Regions from separate parts of the Mus musculus genome. Here region 2 is linked to region 1. The links are chromatin contacts, found by Hi-C in ENCODE. All regions are on one chromosome and are shown on one strand. Each heading gives the region's core, a stretch centred on a gene start or an enhancer-like site at or near the end of the contact. The rest is flanking DNA. Distances are from core to core; before and after follow the strand shown. Region 1 holds the start of 1110004F10Rik (RIKEN cDNA 1110004F10 gene). Region 2 holds the start of Rps15a (ribosomal protein S15A).

Region 1 (4,342 bases), core at 1,237-3,736:
CAGAAAATATGTTCCTTATGTACCCACTGAAAGTGTTTGGTAAAATTTAAGGATTAGCAGAGAATATCTAAGGTAGTACAAACTTAAGACATTCACTAACCATCCTGTGGCACTGTGTTAGAAAACAAACAAAAAGTGAAACTGGAATGGTCTTGTATTAGAGAAGGTATTTCATAGCTCCATCGATGACTTCTTGTTAACAAGGGAGAGTATTACTAAGTCTCTGTGTCATCATATATTGCTACTACTATACAGTTTCATCTTCACATCTAGCTTTGTGAACATGAACTGAGTCAAGTCTGTTCAAATAATACAGTATGTTATTCTGAGGTTTGATTTGCTCCATGATGTTTTATGATAACTTGAACACATAGCCATCCAGATGTGCCACAAATCTGGTGAATAAAAAGCACATTAAAATTTCCTGGACTTTTATCTATTACTAAAGTTAAAATTATTTAATATTTACTAACCTTAATAATAATCCTCTTCATCTTAGAGTCACTTAGCTATCTTTAAGTAGCTACTGGGCCATCTTATTTTGCCAGTAACATTAAGAGTTCTAAATTGTGCTTATTACAATTTTTCAAATCTATTTGAAGTGAATTATAATCATCCTACTTTGTTACCTCGATGGAATTCCATTGTAATTGCATTTATAAAAGTTAAATAAAAACTAAGTAGGGTCATGAAGTTAGTAGGTAAAATATTTTAATTTTAGTGACTAAAAAACCACTTCTAAAAATATTTTCTTCATGGGTTTTTTTTTTTCCTTTATTGTGGTTTAACACAGAAATAAGAGATTAGTTTGTTTTGGTTAGGCTTATTAAATATAGCTCTAACCGTATTTTTATATAATTTATTTAAAAGCTAGTCTCTGCTTCAAAAATAAAGGAATTGGATCTATGACTGCATAAATTAAGAAACTGTCTTCCCTGTGTGCATAGCTCTAAGTCCTGATGTTTGGGATAGGGGCGGGGGGTGGGGTACTGTTTTTATTTTATTTTTATTTTTTATTTTTATTTTGAGAGGAGGTCTTACTATAGACTCGGCTGACAAACCACACATTACTTAGAAGAGGATGATCTTGAATTTCTTATCTTCCTTCACCACCTCCCAGACACTAGGTTCACAGGCATAGTCAGGTTTCACTTTGGGCACAGTTCTATCAGTGGTTCATCGTCATCTGAAATGTAGTTCAACTAGAGTAACTGCTGAGCACAGACACTGACAGGTGTCTCATAGACCACTCGGTATGGGGACTTAAGACTAGCCATGTACTGTTGTCATACTATTTGTTTATACTTGAAAAAAAAATCTTTTTAAAAATCAAGGCTGGAAGTCTTCAGAATGAGTAAGGGCAAGAAAGTCATCCTGACAGTATGTCAGGTTCACCTGTGGATGCAAATTCAGCTATAACATACAGAAGTTTATCTTCAGTATCTGAACACTGGACTACAAGATCTTGCAGGAAGCTTAGTTGGGGCTGGAAAGGGAGCAGGGAAATGAGGAAAAGGGAACTAGAAACAAGATTGCAAATGGGAAGGGCAGCGAATGTATCCATCCTAAGGGGGCGGGGTGGGGGTGGTCTCTTGCAACTAGACTGAGGAGACAGTTGAAACAGGTTGAGACTGCTACTGTATTGTAACTTTAAAGGGGTTTATTATATAGGAAACTTACCCCCCACCCCCACCCCAAGAAAAATAATAAAGATACAGGATTTTTTTTTGGCAGACAGACTTCAGTCGATGAAGTTTCAAATAATATCTACCTTAAAAAGGGATCAGAGAGTTGGGTCACTCTTATCTAGAATACACTAAGCCCAGTGGAAAACGGTCCACAATTCCTGAGGGGTGGAGCTGTTTAGAAAAAAAACGAAAAACAAAACAGCCAATTAACAAGCCTTCAGCTTCACACTGAACTCTATTCAGTAAGAAAAGAAAGGAAGGAAGGAAAGGAAGAGAATGAAGACGTTAGAATATCCCGTGTGAGCAGTAGAGACCACACATTAGGCTGGGGGAAGAAGCCATGTTTTAGGTTTTTGTCTTGGGCCGAGAACTTGTATTCAAAAAGCCTCAAACATTACACTTAAGTCTATGTGTTTAACTATGATGAATGTGTTTACTAACAGGGCAGAACCTCACACACACAAAAAGGCGAAAACCCACTCTAGGTCTGTCTGTGGCAACGAAGCTCTCCGCCAACGATCACCACCATACCCATCCACGGGAAAGCTCCCTCTACACGCCGAAGAAAGCGTAGCCTCCGAGGGCTCTCCCGCCACGCCGCGCGAGATGCTTCGCTCGGCCTCCTGGGAAATGTAGTTTAAGTCACTGAAGACGGCTTAGTCAGGCCAGTAAAGAGTGAGTCCAAAAAAACTACAACTCCCGGTGTGCTCCAGGGTGACGAGCGGCCGCAGCAGTGACGACTGTAGCGGTGAAGGGCCGGAGGGGGCTCTGCGTTCTGGAGTGGCGCTGCTTGGTCCGGCGGCTGGGTGAGGGCTGCTGGTGTCGCGTTTGAGGAGAACTGCGAGTGTGTTTGGCATATCCCCGTCAGGATCCCAGCTACGATGAGTGCTGCCCGGGAGTCTCACCCGCACGGGGTGAAACGTTCAGCCTCCCCCGACGACGATGTAAATAACAATGGATGAGGGTTGAGGCCTAGTGAAGGCTGGGGTAGGCCGGGAAGGGTGGATGGAGGAAGAAGCGCCCGAAGGAAGGGGGCGCAACGAGGGATGTCTTCCTTTTCCTACTAGAATCTGAAGGATTGAAGAGGCCCTGAGCTGAGATACAGAGACCTGCGTAGGAACGGGGGTTGAGGAAGGAAATCCTGAGAAGGGTCGAAAAGGAAAAAGAGCTTAATCGAGATGTCTTTGCGTTTTGGGAAACCGGTGAAGCTCATTTCTTAGTCATTTCAGGATAGATATGTCATAGTCCTGACATTGGTCTAAAACGCTCCTCTGGCAATCGCGAAATGTTCAGTCACATTTGGACAAATTTTCCAGCCCGAATCCTTTTTTGCAGTGTACTGGTAATTGCTGCCCTAACTACACCATTCTTAATAAACAGAGACCAATATTAAGCCGAAGATTGTGGTAGACAGTTTGGGGATGGAATAATGGCGAGGTCAGAGGGAGTGAGACCCAGAAGCGCATTTTGATGTCAGATACCTTTTTCCTGCCCTCTCATGCCTTCAGCTCATCAGTTTAAATAATAAACTGTCCCTTATTAACCTGTTCAGTACTGACTACAATGCCAGATACTGGAATTGAAGATTAATAAAGAGGATGCTTATATTTGTCTTAGCTCTAGCATAGTGTTTAGAAACTGCAGGTAACTTGTAAAATTAGGTTCTTCTATAATGAAATCCCTTGGAAACATTGATGGGGAAGTTGGTGGGAAGGGGACATGAGGAAGTCATCTTTGAGACAGATGAAAGCTGGTCTCGCTTATTCATACACTGTCAGCTTCAGAATTGTAACTTTTAGTGCAGTTTGACATCTTTCATAAGTCCTTTGTGAGCCATAAAAGGTTCCCTGAATTATTTTGTAGTTAATGAGAGAATACTAAGAACCACACTCCTTTGGTTGGAAGATGGGGTGTGGACCAGAATTGTAATAATAGAATAAATTTTAGCCTTGTGAGGAAGATTAGTAATCAATTAAAAAAGAGTGGAGGGATGACTGGTTGTCTGTGAGATTAATTCATGTCCCTTGTCTTCCCTGCGACTGGAATTTAGATCTTCCATTGTTAATACCGCCATTCTGCATTGTTAGGAATTTGTCTAGGTTTTTTTAGTGATCTAGATTGTAGATGTAAAAGAGCTGTTACATTGTTTTCCTCCCAATATCAACTGTGAGTTGATTCCGAGAATGTCACACATTCTTGCTTTGATAGACTCAGAAATAAAACAACTTTTTAGCCAGGTGAACTTTGATATATTTCAAATCCTATAACTGTTGTCTTGATAGTTGATTTATAGGTGATTATAATTGCATTTTCAAGATTGGGACCTGTGACTTTACCTATACTATCATAAAGACGACTGTGTTGTTGTTGTTATGCTATATACAGTAATGTGTCCCTTAACAGTGGTTTTCTTAACTCAGTTTCCATTATATATGGTTATTATTTTTTCTGCTAACTGGATATTACCTTGCTTGATGTTTTTGTTTGTTTAGCTCATCTGTATTTTCAAGATACACCTGGTAATTTTAGAAAATCAACTATCAGTTTATGTGTTAGTATCTGCTGCAAGGTTTTCTGATTCAGTGATTTGATGCATAATTGAGGGCAACAAAACCAGAAGATACTAGAAATAGATATCATATCTCAGAATGCGC
Region 2 (4,342 bases), core at 1,118-3,617, 2.0 Mb after region 1:
CTTACAGCATTTCACTGCTTTCCAAATCCAAAGTCCCACAATCCTTTTTCCAAACAAAACCATGTTCAGGCCAATCACAGTAATATCCCAGTCTCTGGTACCAACTTCTAAATCAGTAGGTGTTACTTAAATTTTAACAAGTTCTGGATATTGCGAACAACTTTTTGAAAAAATTGTCAGAACAGCAATGACCTCACCAACTTAACTGTTCACCACATGACTAGAGCAGTTTTCACACTTCCTAATGCTGCAATCCTTTAACAAAATTGGTAGTAGCCCCAACAATAAAATTACTTCACTGCTACTTCATAACTGTACTTTTGCTGTAACGGAAGTATCTGATTCTGATGGCCTTAGCCCACGACCCCTCTCTGAAAGGGTCACACAAGTAGGACTAGAGGGCCTCAAACTCCTTACAGATCAGAAGGCTCTTCCGCACTATCACTAGCTTATTGACAATGCCCCAAACTGCTATTAAACCATGGAGTCAGAAAGTCTATTTGGCTATGCTGATGACAATTAAAACTGACGAGCAGCCTAGAACTCAGACAGCTACAACCTACACCAACAGACCATGAACTCTTAGCCACTTACTCAAGATTAACAATTTTATTAAAAGCCAGCACACCACTGGACAAGTGCATCGTGTAACTTTAATACAGCAGTTTGACAGAGTATAGATCAACCTCTCTATGTGTTGAGACTTCCATCTTGAAAATAAACAGGCCACACACACCACCAGTACAAGACTGAGTTATTCATACACTGAGCCATAGTTTAAGCTACTGAAATCAGCAGTTTCCCACTCCAGCGTTACCAGAGTTTAGCTCTATCCCACACAAAACTAACCAATAATTTGAACAAGTAACCAAAGACACCAAGTGAAATGTGGGTACTAAAACAGAAGCATAGCCTTAGCCAATTCCTTAAATCAGGGAAGTAGAGCAAGAATGACAACACTGTGAAGTGGCAGACAGCTGCAATTTGAGAAGCAAGATGTCTTACCTTGTTCAACCTTCCTGTGAGGTTCACAACAATCTTCCCAGCTCTGTGATCATCAATGATCTCAAATTCACCAATGTATCCTATAAAACAAGTGACCAGCGTCAAACCAGACATCAATTTGAGACCTAAACCTTTACGCCAACACTAACTTTTTGCCTATTAGATTTTTCTCTCATCTGAGTCTCTGCATCAGAATTCTGAAAGCTCCGTATCACATAAAAATTTTTGGGAGTTAGCATCAACACACCCATTCTTTTCTTGAACGGTTACTGTCTTTCCCTCCCAGATCCAGCACTGTCAAAAACCCAAGACACCAATACTCACCGTGCTTCATCATCACGGTTAAGAACCGAACGATGACTTTAGAACATGGCCTGATGAGGACCTGGCGTTTGCCTCTCTTCTCAGCGTTGTTGATGCTCTTGAGAGCATCCGCCAGAACATTCATTCGCACCATGGTGGCTGTGGAAAGAAAAGCCGGGGTTTGCATCAACACCCAATCATGCTGTCCTACCCCCATTAGCTTTTCCTAGGTCTAAGCAACATTCCCAAGAACCAGGAAAAATTCACTACAATTTCCCGACTGTTCAGCACTGTTCTTCAGAGTCTAGCCCTCCAAGACACTCCTATTCATACCACCCACCACACAAAATAGCTGGGGAGAGAATGACACAAGCCGAGCCTCACCACACAGAAGATAGCCTTCGAAATGGTGGGACCGACCAGCTAGCCAAACTGAAAGTGGGGGTGCGGGAACTGTCATTAGGAAAAAGTTCTGGCACCGTCTGCCAAGATTTTCAAAGCCAGCAGTGTGTCAAGAGGTTAACGCGACTTAACTCATTTACAGGTAACCATTTAACACACAGACACACACACACACCCCCTTTCGGGAGAAGAGGCAGTACGTGACAGGGAGCCCAGCCAGCCTACTGAACGGCCACAACCCATAGGCTACCTCCACGGCTCCTCAGGACGCTGCCAAGGCGTATTTTACGCGCCAAGAGTAAACCACGACGTGGTTCCCTAACTCGGCAGTGAGTGGCTGAGCCTAACTCCCCGCGCCAACCCTGGCCACGGCCGCGTGGGACACTCGGGACTCCAGAGCTCCCGCAGACACCGGAGGCTGCAGGGCCCACGCGGGCCACCGTCCCCGCCGGCCCGAGCCGAGCCCGGCCTGTTGCAGTGGGCCGGCTCCCGCAAAGGGCTACCCATAGCCCCCGACCCCGGCAGACGGAGACTACGGCCCCTGCAGGGATCTATAGGCCCACGGGACTCCGAAAGCGAACACGGGGTAAAGGGATGGCACAGATACCACACGGATGAACACGGAGTTTCACAAACACTCACTCACCGGCGAGGGAAGATGGCAGAAAGAGAGTGGGCCGGGCAAACGCACGGAATTATGGGAAGCGGAAGCGCTATCGCGAGACTTCATGGTCACACACTTAAAAAAAAAAAACCCAAAACCCTGTGATTTCTTATAGGACAACCAATGCGAGGGCGGGGCCTCCTCTGGGAGGGGCAGATGAAACTAGAAATGGTGGGCTGCTAGTCGCTCTGAAACTCGCGGCAGTCCTGCCTCAGCCTCTAGGGTTTTGGCATTAACGCCACTGCGGGTTCTTGCGTTTAGTTTTGTTTGCCACAATGAAACTCACTAGGTAGCTTCGGCTGGGCTGGAACTATGAAGACCAAGCTGACTTCTAGCCTCCACCTGCCTCTGCCTCCCAGTGCTGAGATTAAACATCACAGCACTTGGCTTTTGTTATTATTGTTTTGGTTGGTTTGGCTTGAATTTGGCTTTTGGAGACCAGTAGTGGCCCAATGCTGTCCCCGGAGTCATGAAAATCTTGACTAGTAACAGGGATTACTGCCATGGTCCGCTTCTCTCGCTCTCTCTCTCTTTTTTTTTTTTTTTTTTTTTTTTGTTTGTTTTTTTGTTTTTCGAGACAGGGTTTCTCTGTATAGCCCTGGCTGTCCTGGAACTCACTGTAGACCAGGCTGGCCTCGAACTCAAAAATCCGCTTGCCTCTGCCTCCTGAGTGCTGGGATTCAAGGCGTGTGCCACCATGCCCGGCTTAAGGTCCACTTTTCTTCCTCCTCCTCCTCTTATTATGCAGCCCTGTGATCTGTCTGCTTCACTTTTGTAACTGGGGTTACACTCCTCCTCCTCCTCCTCCTCCTCCTCCTCCTCCTCCTCCTCCTCCTCCTCCTCCTCCTCCTATTATGCAGCCCTGTGATCTGTCTGCCTCACTTCTGTAACTGGGGTTACACCTCAAGTGAATCTGTTGACTCCTAGCCTGGACCATTAAGCTTCAAGCCTACAGAGGTTCGGGAAGCTTCGTTCATTGCTGTTCACACTAAGTCTGGAGAAGCATCTGCCACATAGTAGGTCCTCGACATATAGTTGAAGAAAAAACTGAATGGACAAATCAGTTTCTCCATCTCTAAAACAGGGATGATAGAACCACTCAGAGGAGCTTTTGAGAGACCACACAAATGTGGCAGTGCTCAGCAGTGTTTGGCACAAGATTTATTTCCCCCAGAGGAACAAAGGACAGGGAATGAGAGACAAAGACAGGAGATAGAAGGTGAGGGAGAGGGGAACAAGGGAGAGGGAGGGAAAGGATGTAAGTCCTGGGAACAAAGAACTGCCTCTGCATAGAGAGGAGACAGGTGTGGCCCTTGAGCAAACGACAGTTTATGAGGGTAAAGGGGGAAAAAACCTCTTGTTAGGATGAAGTGTCTAACTCTGGTTAGACACGTTAATTAGGGTAGCTGCAAGGGGACTTTTGGTTGCTGGACCTCCATCCTTTGAAAGCTGGACCTTGGTAGTCAGCCTCAGAAGGAAGTGAGCAAATAAGTGACCAAATAAGAGAGCTTTAGGAATGTAACCTAATAGTTTTTAGAAAAGAGGAAGGGAGAAGAAAAAGGCCCGCCAGAACCATCTTTGTCATGCTCTGGCCGCCAGAGTCCCCTTCATCTTCTCTCACAACAGGGGAAGTCTTCATTCCCAGTCATAATTCACCCCACAAAAGGACCACAGGCTTTCCCAAGGTTTATAAGGATTTTGAGCACAGGTCTATTTCAGACTGACCTCAAACTCACATCCAGTCTCCCAATTTCCTTAACATGGACCCAATAGGAATGACTTCAGGAATTCAGATCAAAGCAGCAGTGGGGAGGGGTGGTAGTTAATGAATCTGAGATCCTAGTTAGTTCTGTGGGGATTTGGCTAGCTGATCCCAGTGTTGTGACCTTGGTGTGCCACAGAATCTAGATGGCCCCAGGCTGATGAGCTCCTAGAGGGGGTGTGTGTATGTGTGTGCACTTGTATAGA

The links. Hi-C counts contacts between places; a loop is a spot of excess contacts on that map.
Region 2: a map of adrenal gland shows a loop between it and region 1 (7-fold over the local background). The contact joins the promoter of Rps15a here to the promoter of 1110004F10Rik in region 1. A Hi-C loop is called at or near these places in 2 of 37 maps with a recorded cell type or tissue (adrenal gland and heart).

Annotation. Positions count from the first base shown.
Region 1 is chr7:116,090,894-116,095,235 of GRCm38, forward strand. 1110004F10Rik (RIKEN cDNA 1110004F10 gene) reads left to right here and starts at 2,487. Exons shown (of 5, transcript NM_019772.2): 1 at 2,487-2,632. The coding sequence starts at 2,570. It overlaps 1700003G18Rik (RIKEN cDNA 1700003G18 gene), which reads right to left and starts at 2,256. Exons shown (of 4, transcript NR_029433.1): 1 at 2,169-2,256.
Region 2 is chr7:118,113,780-118,118,121 of GRCm38, forward strand. Rps15a (ribosomal protein S15A) reads right to left here and starts at 2,368. Exons shown (of 5, transcript NM_170669.2): 1 at 2,357-2,368; 2 at 1,330-1,467; 3 at 1,006-1,085. The coding sequence starts at 1,462.